Linked DNA regions of Homo sapiens: region 2 is linked to region 1. The links are chromatin loops, found by intact Hi-C in ENCODE. Cell type or tissue: Calu3. All regions are shown on one strand.

What was found. Peaks named below come from ENCODE experiments on the same cell type or tissue, not always from the same donor. Only the 100,000 strongest peaks of a DNase experiment are listed, where the experiment ranks them.
Region 2: it touches region 1 in a loop (4-fold over the local background); 13 of 110 quality-filtered maps call a loop at or near these places.

The regions. Positions count from the first base shown.
Region 1 is chr12:75,636,877-75,644,876 of GRCh38, forward strand. The region is part of intron 8 of LOC105369844 (a long non-coding RNA gene); the gene reads right to left. Among named protein-coding and RNA genes, the nearest start is that of KRR1, 130 kb to the left of the region's middle. RefSeq lists a silencer at 5,379-5,579. In Calu3, no CTCF peak of the experiment used is centred here; DNase peaks (open chromatin) are centred at 2,095, 3,015 and 4,295.
Region 2 is chr12:76,015,630-76,023,629 of GRCh38, forward strand. No RefSeq gene overlaps it. Among named protein-coding and RNA genes, the nearest start is that of PHLDA1-AS1, 11 kb to the right of the region's middle. In Calu3, no CTCF peak of the experiment used is centred here; DNase peaks (open chromatin) are centred at 2,682, 4,822 and 5,262.

The DNA of each region.
Region 1 (8,000 bases):
GTAAAATGCCTACGTCCCTGTATTTGTTTCCTATTACTGCTGTAACAAATTGTCACAAACATAATGGCTTAGAACAATATAAATTTATCATCTAATGTTCTGCAAACCAGAAGTCTGGCAGGTCTCATCAGGTTAAAATCAAGATATTGGCTAAAATCAAGGCATCAGCTAAAATCAAGGCACCAGCAGGACTGCATTGTTGTATTCCTTTCTGTAGGGTCTAGGTAGGATCTATTTCCTTGCCTTTTCCAACTTCTAGAGATCATGCATATTCCTTGGCTTGAAGCTGCCTTCTTTCTATTTTCAAAACTAGAATAGGCGAGGGAAGTCCTTCCCACTTGGAATCACTCTGATCTCCTCATTTGCCTCTCTCTTCCATTTTTAAGGTCCCTTATAATTACATATCACCTGGATAGTCCAGAACAATCTCCTTAATTTAAGATCATCTGATTAGCAACCTTAATTCTATTTGCTGCCTTAATTCCCCTTTGTCATATAAGGTAATATATTTATAGGCTTCTGGGATTAGGACATGGATGTCTTTGGGAGGCCATTACTCAGACTACCAGGGCCCCCATTAATGGCTCATAAATTGATATGCAAATAAGGTGTCCAGTGGATCATTACAGGGGCTGCTGTGGTGAATGGCTGTTATTCTTGCCTGCCTATCACTTATTTTCTTTCTTATGGCAATGACATCTTCATATTCCCAGAGGAGCTCCTTCTCCCCCAACTTCACACAATCTTAGTGGGTGTATTAGTTAAGGTAAGGCTTAATATCTAGTGCCAAAATTTCAGTTGCCTCAAAAAAAATTTTTTTAATGATTTCTTGCTCACATAAAGGTCCAATGAGTATTTCTAGTATGGCTATCCTCCTTTGAGTAGTTCAGAGGACTCAAAGACCCTGGTTCCTTCCATCTTGAAACTTCTCCATCGCAAAACACAATTGCCAATGTCATCTGGGAATCGTCTTCGATTTATTCATCTGGAGACAGAAAGGAGCTTGAACATGTAGGGAAGATTTCTATAGGGCACATCAGGAACTGGCATATATCATTTCTGCTCATATTCTAATGACTGGATGTCAGTCCCATGACTATACCTAATGAGAAAAGAGATTAGAAATGTGTTCTGACCATGCTCAGAAAGACAGGAAATGGATAAGAAGACCATCTAGCTGTTTCTGCCACAGTGAGACTGTTAAACAATAGCATCCAGGACTCCCTTGGCCAAGGGTTGCAGTTATAACCTAAATTCATTCAATCAGAAAATAAACCTTGAAAGACTGTCAGTTAAAATTGTGTTTAATTACAGAAACAAAAAACCACCACAACTTGGCAGCTTAATTGAGTAAGGCATTTTAGGTCCAAAATAATAATTTTGGGGATAGTAGGCCAGGACAGGTATACCAGCTCACTGATGTTATCAGACAGGAAAGCCCCTTCTATTTTCCTGCACCACTATCTTTACAATGTGGTTGCAGTTCTCATGGTCATAGGTTGGCCATTGCAGCTCCAGGCATCACTTTTACCTTCCAGATAAAAAGAAGTTAGAAAGCATAGGGTCGGGAAATTCTGCTGAAGGCTATAACTGTGTCCCATAGACAACCCTAACTGGGAGACTAGGAAATTAAGTATTTTCATTTCCTGACTTCCAATAGTGAAAGAAGAAAGAAGGAATTGGAATGGGTGCCGATTGAACACCTGTTTGCACAACTGGAATGTCTGAAGCCAATTCATCCCCAGTGCATCTTTAACATTTAAGATAATTGGTATCCCTGCATCTAGATGCCCCGAGCTGTTTGGCTGTTCGGGTTCCTGCTGTTTCTTCAGTCTGGCTCTGTTTATTTATTTATTTTTTTCCTGACATGGAGTCTCACTCTGCCACCCAGGCTAGAGTGAAGTGGTGCGATCTTGACACATGGCAACCTCTGCCCCCCTGGTTCAGGCGATTCTCCTGCCTCAGCCTCTAGAGTAGCTGGGATTACAGGCACACACCATCACACTCGGTTAACTTTTGTATTTTTATTAGAGATAGGGTTTCGCTATGCTGGCCAGACTGGTCTCAAACTCCTGACCTCAAGCAATCGGCCCGCCTTGACCTCACAAAGTGCTGGGATTACAGGCGTGAGCCACCACACCCAGCCCAGGCTGGCTCGTAAAGCTTTTCTTTTACTTCTCTGAGCTATTTGATCTTTCTAATAAGTTCAATTTATTTAGTAAAAAGTTAATTTCTGCTTCTTACAACCAACAAATCCTAATTGATACTACCTTATACCTGGATTTTTAAAGGTCCAGGAAATACCAAGCTTATGAATACTTCTTTGTTCTAGTTCAGGACCCACTGACACTGAGCCCTGTCAATGGAATGTCCCACTAACAATTTGGAATTGAAAATTTAAAAGAATATTTGGCAATCGTTAAAGTATCCAAAAAAATGTTTTTTGGGAACAGGAAATTTTCATCCGATTGAACATTTAGGTAAAATAAATTTCTCTCTCCATTCCAGAGGTACATTCTTATTTTTATGAATTGGCTAGTGACTGGAGCTGGTTAAAAAATGGTGCAAACTCTGTGAGTTCACTAGCACTTTGTTAAATGAAATTGATCACTTGTAAAATACAGTAATTGCATTAAACAACTGTCATTAACCATAAGATCCCCTTGATGATGTCTCTTACACAGCTCCACAGGGAAAGCACTAAAAGTACACACATGCACACACATGCGCACATATACACTAGCCAAAATGTTTCCTGAGTATAAAATAAGACAGGAGAAAACACAGTAGAGTAGTAGAGACTCTCAGCAGGAACTACATTTGAAAAAATAATGATAAATGATATCATGATAAAAATGATGTCCTTAATAAAGCTACTAACACTACTTTACATAAATAATGGCCACTTGTAGATAAATTTTAGAATCATAGAATCTGCTTCCTAATTTTAGAGATGAGAAAACAAAAAGCCAAAAGAGTATCCACTAGGCCACACTGCCACTCAGCGAGTTAGCAGGAGCAGCAGGATGCAAATCTAGGTATAAGCAGAGTGTGAGTTTGGTGGTATGAAGGAAACACTGGAGCTGAACAAAAGATCATTGAAAAATCACTATTCACCTTACACTGAGGCCAATCTGCAAAATATTTTATCATTTATTAAACAATTTAAGCACTGAATCACAGACTATTTCCGGTACAAAATATTTAATAATGAGTGTATCGTGTGTGTGTGTGTGTGTGTGTGTGTACGTGTGTGTTTAAAGACAGGATTACTTATCGTTAGGAATAGGTTATTTTCCATAAAAAGGAAGTTTGGGCATATGGTACTGATTAAAAATGTTACTATGGTATATATAAAATAAAAACAGAAAAATACCATCAGTTTGAAATCATATGAAAGAAAACATGGCATTTTTTGCCTAATCAATGTTTATTTACAAAATACTCTGCAGGTATTCACACCTTTTCTCCTGGAATTTAGAATGCAATTAGTCATACAACATAAACCTAAAGAAAAAAATTACAAGCGTAGTAAAAATGCAACTTGTTTAGAATTTTGAAAATTGTGTAGAAAAGAGTTTCACACAATTATTCAGCATGAACTAGCTTGTTGTTATCAGTCAACAATAACCAAAAAAGTCAAATGCCTTCATGGGAGGAACATTTCAAGGTAAACTATAGTCAACTGAGATTTTTTAATATCTCAAGCTCAAAAGCAAGAGCATATATCCGAAAATCAAGTATTAATGATTTATTTATATCTCTTAACAGTGTTGTGGCAATTGAGGGAAAGGAAGGAGGTAATATGAAATGAGGAGATAGCTAGATGATATTTATGGAATGCATATAATTCAGGCATAATTATTTTCATGTTGGTTTTATGAAAACTTATAGTACATTATAACTAATCATGTTCCAGAAAATGCAAATAAGATAATAGTTGAGAAGGAATAGACATCAAATGCTTCTTTAATAAACCACAGCCATTTTCTCTAAGCAGGGAAAATGCTTTAATTGAATTTCATCTTATTAGAAAGACATTATTTCCTCCAGAGTCATAAAGTATATACAAGGAAGATTAGGAATTGTGCCTGTTGGGGCTATTTTGTAAGCACCACAATCTACTGTGGTGCTACTGTGGCTAGCGTAGGTAGAAAAATGAATTTATTGAAAGATATTAGACAGCTCAGAGAACTGTTGGGTGGGCTGAGGAATAGTCTCAAGATTAGCCCCTCCGGAACCATTCCTCAGAACCACACCAAAGAACTGGCCTGAGCAGGAAGTTACCATGGCCACCACCACCCCCACATTAGCAAAAGGAATGAATCATCCCCAGTTTGTTTCTTGCTACAGTTCACCTCCACGGTTAAGTCTCACTTCCGCCTCTAACTTACAAAACCATAGTTACACATCTGCAGCTTAGCCACAAGGGAGTCTGAGAATGCAGATTTTTTTTTTTTCTTTTCAAATTACCCTTGGAAAATGGAGCTCACAATGTGGAGAAGTATCAAATGAATAGAGGGTGTTGAAGGCATGTGGAAAATTTGGTAGGCAAAATTCTAAGATCTTCCACTATCTCCACTCCCTGATGTTATACCCAAGATTAGTTATATGGCAACAGGGATTTTGTAGATGTAATTAAGGGCCCTAAATAGTTTACTTTGAGTTCATCAAAAGGGTGATTATCCTTGGTGGGCTTGACCTAACCAGGTGAACCCTTAGAAGAGAATGTGCCCTTTCTGAGAGGAGATTTGAAGCATAAGAGAATTTTCCTGCTGGTCTTAAAGACACAAAGTCCACAAGATCGACAGCTGCAGGGAAACAAATTCTGCCAATGACCCCATGAGCTTGGAAGAGGGTCCTAAGCCTCAGATAAGACCCCAGCCCCAGCTGACACCTTAATTTTAGCCTTACAGGACCCTGAACAGAGAACCTAGTTATATTCTACCCAGAATTCCAACCAACAAAGCTATGAGATAATAAGCTAAGTTTTAAGCCACTAAGCTTGTGGTAATGTGTTATGCAGCAATATAAAATTAATCCAGGCAGCTACCAATGACAGGCATCTCTGAGAGTTGTCATGTATCAATGTTGGATAATAAATTATCCATAATCTTGTTAAGCATTTCCAAAAGGCAAAATAATTATAGTAAAGGTAATTTATATTTTCATAACCATTGTTAACTTCTCTTTAGGTACTATTCAGTGGTTACTCTCTGGTATAAACTGAGATTTAGAAATAAAAAAAGAAAACAGTTATTTAACAAATTTTTTGTACTACAATGTATTATCTAAATATGTGTGTGTGTGTGTGTGTGTGTGTGTGTGTGTGTGTGTGTCCAAGAGCTTATTACTATGGTAAAAATTAAAATATAAGTTTGATTTTATAACACCCATAATAAAAATATCTATCAGGAAGGACAGCTATAAGAAAAAGAAGGAAAATAAGCAAGTTAATAAGGAGGCAAACCAACTTTCTAATTGAGGAACAATTTATCACATGGTTTCATGCAGCTTACATTCTGACTAATTGATCATAATTTTATCAACCACGAGGTTAACAAGTAAAATATTCCTGGAATAGAAATAGACATGCTCTTACTCATCTCCCACAGCAGTTTCTTTAATGACATCTAAGAAAACAGCACAGTTCTAAAAACAATAATTACAGTCCATTTTAAAAAATTAGTTGAAATTACTTAGGTAAGGCTGTCTCATTTTAGAACAAAAACTAACTATGTAGTTTTTATATCAAGTTGGTTTAAAGCCCAAGACAAAACAAAGCAAAAATAATATGAACAAAGCCTCAAAAGAAGTTATAGGAGATCTATGGGAAAATCTATACTTCCCCGCTCAACTTTGAAGCTTGAATGTCCTATCAACCTGACATTTAATGACTTGTTTTGAGAACAGAATAATAATTTGTGACCCTTATTCCTAAGCAAGACATGCTAAAGATTACTGCATCTTGAGATGTACGAATTTCTGTATATTCAATCTCAGGAGACTCTATAACTCCACCATCCAAGATTAGCAACTAATTGCCACTAGTGACATGTGGCTATTTAGCCCTTGAAGATTGGCTAGTCCAAATTGAGACTGGCTGTAAGAATAAAATACACACAGATTTTGAATATTTAGTTTGGAGGGGAAAAACTCATTAATAAGTTTTATATTGATTATATGCTGAAATAATATAAATTATATTATTTTCACATGATAGTTAAAATACATTAACAACATAATTCATCTGTTTTCTAACTTTTTAAAAAATACGGCACCATGAAAATTTAAAACTTTACACATTACATGTCTATTGGATAACACTGTTCTGTAACATATGAAAATTCCACAGTTTTGTTTCAGAGATTCCATCATCACTTATGGAATCATGTCTTACTAAGCTATTTAAAGAATATCCCTTTGGCCAGGCGCAGTGCCTCATGACTGTAATCCCAACACTTTGGGAGGTCGAGGTGGGCGGATCATTTGAGATAAGGAGTTTGAGAACAGCCTGGCCAACATGGGGAAACCCCATCTCTACTGAAAATACAAAAATTAGCCTGGCATGGTGGTGGGTACCTGTAATCCCAGCTACTCAGGAGACTGAGGCAGGAGAATCGCTTGAACCCAGGAGGCAGAGGTTGCAGTGAGCTGAGACTGCACCACTGCACTCCAGCCTGGGCAACAGAGCAAGACTCTGTCTCGAAAAAGTAAAAATAAATAATAAAGTATATTCCTTTGTTGAAGGGTCTAAGACTGTGCCCTTGTCTACACATGGGCTAATACAATTATTCCTGCAGAGGATCTGGTGGTTTTTACTATCAGCCACAACATTGTTCTCAGAGCTCTGGAATGGAGTAGAAATGGCAAAGACCCTCCCTCCAGGGGCTATAGTAGATGCCCCAGATATTCTTGCAGAGGCTAAACTGAAAGCTATGGTAGTCCTTTTAGTTTATGTGCCCTAACATGAATCAAAATACCATCTCAGGGCCCAGTATGGTTTCAACACATAGTTTCCCATCTTCAGATACAAAACTGATAACAATGATATAAGAATTATTTTTAATAGGGAATTTAATGTTTAACTATTTGACTCATTTCTCTCTTTGGTATCCAGAAATTTTTATTTCATGGCATTTAATACAGTCAACTTTGGGTCAGGCCCATAGAGGAAAGTCATTCACAATTTGGGGGAGATCCCCAAATACAAGGACATAGTGTTTGAAATTAAAGACCCAGGGATGGTTGACACCAAGGCATGGGCACAAAATCGAGAAACAGTGGCAGATAACAGTTTAAAAATACCAGTGTTTAGTTTATATGATAATTTATATCACAAATAATGGGAAAGCCTGAGCAGGCTGTCATGAGATTGCAGTCTCTCCCTGTTGCTCTTGTGGAATTTTCTTTCCAAAGAGGCATGAGACGCCTTCACTCTACACTAATGTAGATGATTATCCCACAGGCTAGAACGCCCATTTGCCATTTCTCACCTCTGTGCAAGATTCCCTAATTTTCTTGATCCCAGTGGTAACCTGGGCAAGGTCTTTGGTAGGATCAAGAGGAGCAGCAAAGAGAGGAAGCTGAAAAGGGAGAGAGAAAGTTACCGCTGAAAAAGAAACACTTGAGCTGTCACTATTGAAATTCATTTTTCTGTTTCTTCTTTGTGTGAAAAAAGCAGGAAGACTGAGAAAAGAAGATATTTTTGTGACTTCTGTAATAAAATAATTTCCCAGTCAGGCTCTCACACTCCTCAACCCATCAGATATGTGCCTTTCAGGTGTTTACCCAGGGGAAAAATGGAAGGAAATGAGAGAATCAAATTATGACTAAAACTTACTTCAGTTTTTGATATTTTGATTTAGTTCTTTTAATGTAGCATTTTATTTTTACTCTGCTTTTTTTTTTTTTAAAGACCTTTGAACAGAAAAACAGGTTACTATCTTAGATTTTTAATGCTGATTGAAAACATAGCTGTTTGGAACAAAAAGTCATGC
Region 2 (8,000 bases), 380 kb after region 1:
AAGAAAGAAAGAAAGAAAGAAAGAAAGAAAGAAAGAAAGAAAGAAAGAAAAGGGAAGGGAAGGAGGAAGGAAGGAAGGAAAGAAGGAAGGAAGGAAAGAAGGAAGGAAGGAAAGAAGGAAGGAAGGGTCATGAAATGGGGATGCTCTTTAGCAGACAGTGGAGACAAGCACTTTCTAGATGTTTTGTCTGAATGGAGACAAAGTTCTCTCACATCTCATTATTTTAATCGTCACACTAGCTCCATGAGACAGGATTTATTATACCTATTTTACAGGTAAGAAAACTAAGATTCAAAAATGTTAGGTGACTTGTGCAAAGTTACACAGCTTAAGAGAGTCAGCACTGAGTCATATCCAGGTCCTTCAAATTCAAAGTTGTAGTCTTTCCAAAGAAAGGCAAATGAGTACAGAAATCACTACTTGTAAACTATTACAACTGAAACAGGGCAATTGAAGAATATCTTTACTCTAAAGACAAAGAAACTAAAGTCCAGAGACGCAAAATCATGTGCTCAGGGTCACACAACTTGTTAACGGCAAAGCCAAGTCTAGAATCTAGGATTCTTTCTACTACTCTTTGTTGACCCTTGAGGAATCTCCCGGGATAGTGTAAAAGCATGCTCCTCTTGTTGAGCATGAATGAAAAGCCTGAGATTCTTCTCCTGTTTTCTTGATTTGGATCTTTTGATAGACTCTGTGATTGGTGCTGGACATGACGTCTCTAAGGGAGCTAGCTTCTGCAAAACCAGCAAGCACCACTGATGGTGTCTCTGGCTTTATTGCTCCAGTTTCCGCTAAGAACCTTCGATCTTTCTTATATCTTTACCATGTCAATATGACTCTGACAGGAAGGCACTGAAAGCAACTACGTATTTCTGTTTTGAAATTTAGTTTTGTTCTATTTAAATTGTTCAGATGTAACGAAGGACCAATTGAAAATCATTACAACAGTACCATATGAGAAAGGAAAGTGTAAACCTTAGTAAGAATTATAAGAATACCTAAAATAGCCGGGCGCGGTGGCTCACGCCTGTAATCCCAGCACTTGGGGAGGCCGAGGCGGGCGGATCACGAAGTCAGGAGATCGAGACCATCCTGGTTAACATGGTGAAACCCCTTCTCTACTAAAAATACAAAAAAAATTAGCTGGGTGTGGTGGTGGGCGCCTGTAGTCCCAGCTACTCGGGAGGCTGAGGCAGGAGAATGGCGTGAACCCGGGAGGCAGAGCTTGCAGTGAGCCGAGATCACGCCACTGCACTCCAGCCTGGGTGAGAGTGCAAGACTCCGTCTCAAAAAAAAAAAAAAAAAAAAAAGAATACCTAAAATACTCTAAATTAATGTCTTTAAGAGCATTCCCATCTCTGAGAGAGGTCTGCATCGTATTTTAGTGCTAGCACACAGCCACAGTTTGCATAGCGTTTAAGCGCAAAGGCAGTGGAGTTAAATACCCAGATAACAATTCTCATCCTGCTGTTTATTTGGCAAGTTTCTTCAGTTCCCCAATCCTCAATTTCTTATCTATTAAGTAGAGGCTAATAAGACCTATAATAGAGGCTGCTAGTTTCCTTTCCAATAACCATTCTCCCCTCCTTCTTTGCTGACAGAACCCTAATTTTATTTGGGATGGCAATTTGGCCAGTACATTTCTAGCCCTCCTTTGCAACCCTGGATAGCAAATGTGGTGTTAAGTGGAAGTCACCATATTGGGATTCCAAAATTTTTCTAGGCTGGATATGGTAGCTCAAACTTGTAATCCCAGCACTATGGGAGGCCAAGTTGAGAGAATCACTTAAGTCCAGGAGTTCGAGACAAGTCTGGGCAACATAGGGAGACCCTGTCTCTACAAATAATTTAAAAATTAGTTGAGTGTGGTGGTGCGTGCCTGTGATCCCAGCTTCTCAGGAGGCTGAGGCAGGGGGATCACCTGAGCCCAGGAGGTTGAGGCTGCAGTGAGCTGCTGTTTCCCTAATTTTCTTTCTTCCTGTTCTAGAGCTCGAATATGGTAGCTGGAACTCCAGCAGCCATCTTGAATCATGAGGCTAGAAGTCCTGTACCAAGGGTGGTAGAAGAGAAAAGAAAGAAGGAACCCGGATCTGTGACAAACTAAAGTCACCTTACCCACCCTGGGCCACCCACATCTAGGTTACTTTTACATAAAAGAGAAGTAAATCTTTATCTTAATACACTTATTTTGATTTATCTGTAACAACAGGGTGTTTTTTTTTTGAGACGGAGTTTCACTCTTGTTGCCCAGGCTAGAGTGCAATGGCGTGATCTTGGCTCACCGCAATCTCCGCCTCCTGGGTTCAAGCAATTCTCCTGTCTCAGCCTCCCGAGTAGCTGGGATTACAGGCGCCTGCCACCAAGCCCAGCTAATTTTTTGTATTTTTAGTAGAGAAGGGGTTTCACCATGTTGGCCAGGCTGGTCTTGAACTCCTCACCTCAGGTGATCCGCCCACCTTGGCATCCCAAAGTGCTGGGATTACAGGCATGAGCCACCGCTCCTGGCCTGCCCTGTGGTCCTATTTTACACAGTCATTTGGTTCAACTGAATATCATTTTTTAAAGCCACATTGAAATCAAAGTGTTTTCCCAGGCTCTTAGAGTGCCCGGGTCAAGAATGCTGACAATCTGCTGTCAGAGAGAGAGGCTGTCCGCGTTACCCCCTATCAGCCCTCCCAGTCATCACTTGCATAAGAACCAGCAGGCAATCCACTGCCTTGTGACAAGCACTGTGACTCCAGGAGGGAGCCAAGTGCTATGAATGAAACCCCGTAAAAGGTCACTTTATGTAAGAGGAAATGTTGGCATCACCCAGAGCACATACACAATTTTGAATTAAAAGCCGGATTGCTGGATGCAGAAGTACATCTACTTATTAAAGATCCTGCTCCTTTTTTCTCCCTATCCTTTCATGAAAAGTTATTACAAACTCTAAAATCTTCTCCAAGTTAAATCCTTAAGTAAAAGAAGCACACAAGAAAACATTGTGTGGTTTGAAGTTCTTAATATCCTAGGTAGGTCAAAAACTGTTATTTATGGTTTAATTTGGAGCTATGTGAATTGCATTCACCTAGTTGCCCAGAAGGGCAGCAACAAATTTTTATCACTCCACGTATTAGGATCTCACCAGTGCCCATAGATCCACTACCCTCAACCAACCTTTTCAGAAAATATTTCTCCCAACACCTACACAGGCTACAAATCTAGGCAGCTACCTCCTCAAGTAACTGTATAAACATTCAAATCACTTCAACATTTTTCAACTCCACAGGTAATTTCAAGACCTGAGGGTGACTAGCAACAGGAAACATTCCACAAATATTTTAGGAGTCATAAGATAAAATCAATTTCAAATGGCTTTTTTAAAAGAATATATTCTAACAACCACATTTTAAAATAAGTCCATTTCAAAATATACTTCTGGAGGAGAAGGAGAGAGAAGAGGGAAAAAAAAGAAAAAAGAAAATGTGTGTGTGTGTATATATATATGCGTGTGTGTGTGTGTGTGTGTGTGTGTGTGTATTTCTGCAGTATTTCTGCAGGTAGGAGAGAGATTATTGCCTAACATTTTATAAAAAGCAATATATATATTTATACATATATATATATATATTTGTACACACACACACAGACACACACACACACTCTGGTTTCTTTTGTGAATTTGCCTGTTTCCTGAAGTTTTGTTAATCCATGTGGATTATATTTGAAAAGGGTAAAACATGATTAACTTTTTTTTTTTTTTTTTTTGAGACAAGGTCTCACTCTGTTTTCCAGGCTGGAGTGCAGTGGTGCAATTAGAGCTCACTGTGTCCTCGAACTCCTGGACTCAAGTGGTCTTCCTGCCTCAGAGTCCCAGGTAGCTGGGACCATAGGTGTGTGCCATCACATCAGGCTGTGTTTTTTATTTTTTGTAGAGGCGGGTTCTCACTTTGTTGCCCAGGCTGGTCTTGAACTCTGACCTCAAGTGATCCTCCTGCCTCTGTCTCCCAAAGGGCTGATATTACGGGCATGAGCCACTGAGCCTGGCCATGATTCCATTTTTAAAACTATGGAATTAAACAGTTTACTTTCCATCTCAGTTTATACTTTTTGGGGAAAAGATGTGATGAATCTTTTCATCTAAATGCTGAAAAGACTATAAATGATGTCTGAATGCTTCGAGTGATTATTTGCAAGAATAACAACACCTTGGATTTATGGAAATTGTCTTTCAGGCTTTACAAAGCAGTGGTGCAGTATTGAAAGAGCATTAATTAAGAATCATGGAAACTGGAATTTGGTTCTAATCATGTCTTTAACTTTAACTGCCGGTGTGACCTTGGGTGGCTAACTGACACCTCCTCACATCATTTTTTTTTTCACTGTAAAATGGGGAAGGATGGATGCTACATCATCTAAACTTCCAAAATGCCATGATCAACTCTGATTTCAAACTCAGTATTTCTGCAGGTAGGAGAGAGATTATTGCCTAACATTTGTTAGAAAGCAAACTCAAACCAGGGTCCACCAGCTGTTAAGACAGCCATGAAGCTCAGGTCTTCCGGCAGCTACCTGGCACGACTTACAGGCATCAGGGATTTCATGTGAACCCCTGGCAATAATTACAATTATTCCGTAGTGAGCCAGCACATTGTGGCAAGGATTAAATGCTTTCTCACGCCTGCAAATGCAACCCATATACAAATGCAATCCACCTGAGGAGTCTCCTTTTCTGTCAGAAACTAAAAAAGTAAGTCACTGAATTGTTCTCCCACTGAGACCACAGTCATCCCCTCCAGCGGTGGTGTTGAAATGTGGCAACAGGAAGTTACAAAGGGACCTGGCACCACCACAGACCACTGCTTTGTCATAGGTGTTCGGGCAGGATAGGCCTCACCCTCAAAGCAGGACGCTCAAAGCTCTAAGGAAGCCACTCTGCCCAGGGCTGCTTCAAACACTTAGAGATCAGGTTCTGCACCAAAAAACTGACAAGCCCGCCTTCATATGCCATGAAAAGTTACTAGCAAGAAGAGTAAAAACAGTAATTATAATACACACACACATACACGCACACAATGTATATATTTGGGGGTTCCTTGGAAGGATCATTAAAGGCAGGTGTTTACCAACTACAGCCAACGAACTACAGCCAAGCTTTGTAGAAATGAACATTTCTTTAACAACTAAAAACCAAAAAAAAGAACTGTTACAAGTTTGGCTTCTTTGGCTGTGATTAGTCACAAAGCTGGTCTGCAGTTTTGAGGTCATGAGTCAGCTCTGACGGGGTAAGCCACACTACTGGTTACAATTTGCTATGGCAAAGTTCAAAATACTCGCAAAATAAGTCAACTGTATGAACTATCAGCTTCTGGAGAAAGCCAGTGGAGGATAGTAACATAATTAAAACTTTGAAACTCCCCAAGGGTCATTTCCTGTTTCTTTCTCCCCAGTACTTGAATACTCATTTATCAGTTGCTTTGGAAGCACAGGATGTCTGGTCTTAAAACACGGCAGTACGTGTTTGCTCACTCCATTATAAACGACTTTGGCAGTCCTTAAGAGTATACAACATAACCGCATTGACTATTTTTTCAAGTTTTCATTTCCGGAGCCTGACTAAATATCAAATGCTTCAGGTGAATGCTCTGGCAAAAAGCAAGCCGTTCTCACATCGACTCTATCTCAGAAGCAGCTAATTCTGACTCTGTGTCTGGGAGTAACGAAGGGGACCTCTTTATCCCTAGGTCCTGACAATCCCTTCAAGATAAAATAAGATTCTGAATAATCCTCAAACCAATTAAATTTGCCTATAGCGACAGTCTATCCCAGATCATCTAAATTTCCACAGTGTTGTGGCCTCCACTGGTGCCATCTTTGATAAACAGACTTACTTTGTAGGCAAGTAAGGCTAGAGCTCTAGAACACTCGCACCATGACGTTTATTTGATTATGGCCTTTCTATGTAGCTGGTGAGGGCTTCCCACCAGGTCTTTGAGAAAAAAAGCAAGTAAGGATATTTTGCTGAATAAATTCGTATGGCCAATGAGTTCAGTATTCAAGTTTTCCTCTGTCAATAATTCTGGATAGTTGGAATGTCGTGTTGACATGATTCCTTCTACTTTAACATAAGTATAAATTTGGGTCAAATTTTACAAAAAACTAGGAATTTCTTGATACCTTTTTTTTTTAAGTTACAGTAACATCCTATTTCCTTTTCTTTTTTAAAATTTTTATTTCTCTTTTTTTTAATAAGCCTTTGTCAGAATCTTAAAAAAAAAATAGAGATGGGCTTCTTGCTATGCTGCCCAGGCTGGTCTTGAACTCCTGGCCTCAAGTGATCCTCTTGCCTTGGCCTCCCAAAGTGCTGGGATTACAGTCATGAGCCACCATGCCCAGCCCATCCTAGTTCTTAAAACCAGATTATTTGGATTGAAATATACATATGTATATGAATATATAATATCTAATTCCTCTTAAAATGGAATCCAGATAATAATGTTTGCATTTTCATGATGCTCTACTGTAAGTAAAGTGGCTAAGTGGTGCCTCTGGGACTTGAACTCATGCAGATTTTACTGCCACTTCATAGTATGTTCATAATAGCTTCTCTCAGGCAGGGCTATTATTCCCACTTACAAATGAGCAGACTAAGGCTCATAGAGATTTAATGAGCTGCTAATGTCAGAAGACTAAGAGTCAGAACTAGAATCCCAGTTCATGCTTTTTATTCAATATAATCTATGCATGATGATGTTTATTGCAGCTGTACTGTTAACAGCATAACAACAGAAAATCACCAGATGGCAATAGGCAAATAAGTGAAATAATACACCAACTAAATGGCATATTATGCTGTCATTAACATTATGACTTTAAACAATAATAATAAGGATGATAGCTACCACTTATTGAATGCTTACTTTGCGACAGGAACAGCCACAGTCCTTTATGTGAACTAATTTTGGTTTCACAACTCCATGAGACAGGTACTATCATTGTCTGCATTGCACACGCTGAAAACTGAGGCTAAAATAAATTAAATTACTTGCCCAGAGCAACTCAGCTAATAAGAATGAGACTATCTGATTCCAAAGCAGGGTTTCTCAACCTTGGTATGATTGACGTTTTGGGTGGGGTACTTCTTTGTTGTAGGTGGGGCTCTCCTGTGCATAGTAGAATATGTAGCAGCATCCTTGGCCTCTACTCACCACTTGTGATAACCAAAAATGTCTCCAAATGTTGCTAAATGTCTTCTGGGGTACAAAATTGCTCTAGGTTGAGAGCCACTACCCTAAAGCCTATGCTTCACCATTATGCTGTTTACTCCCCTCCCAACACCACCAGCCTTCCTACAGAACCTGGTGGTGGGAACATACATATACTCACATACAGAAACAGATATGGTCATAGATAGGATTGCCTGAGATACAGGTTCTGAGACTCTGAGATTTGACGGCAGGAGGTTAAGGGGAGAGCGAGGGTTCCCACCCCAAGTAGTGTTTTTGGGAACCTCACCTGTAAGGAAGCAAGGGAAACAGAATTGAGCAGAGTGAGAGTTGGACTACAATGCCCACTGGTTGTGATAGGCCTCTGCCAATTCCACAGGCAGCTCTGCAGCTGGGATGATCCTTTACCGTTGGCCTGGCCTTCATCTACTCCCCATAGACCCATCACAGGATGCAGGTTACCCCCAAGGAGGGGGTGTGTTCTAGGACAAGGTGGGTCCTCAGGGAAAGGACTTGCTGAGAACATGATAGCCACCAACACTTCCACATATGGTGACTGAATGCCCTCTCTGTCCTGAAGTGGCAATCTGGGCAGAACACCACACCCACATATGGACTATTTTGATAGAATAATTTATAAATAACTTAAAATACATGAGCATGTGGACCAAGACTGGAAAGTAATAAGCAAATGAAAATTGTCATTAAAATGGTAGTGCTTGCAGGCATGGTGGCTGATCCCTGTAATCCTGGGACTTTGGGAGGCTAAGGTGGGAGGATGCTTGAGCC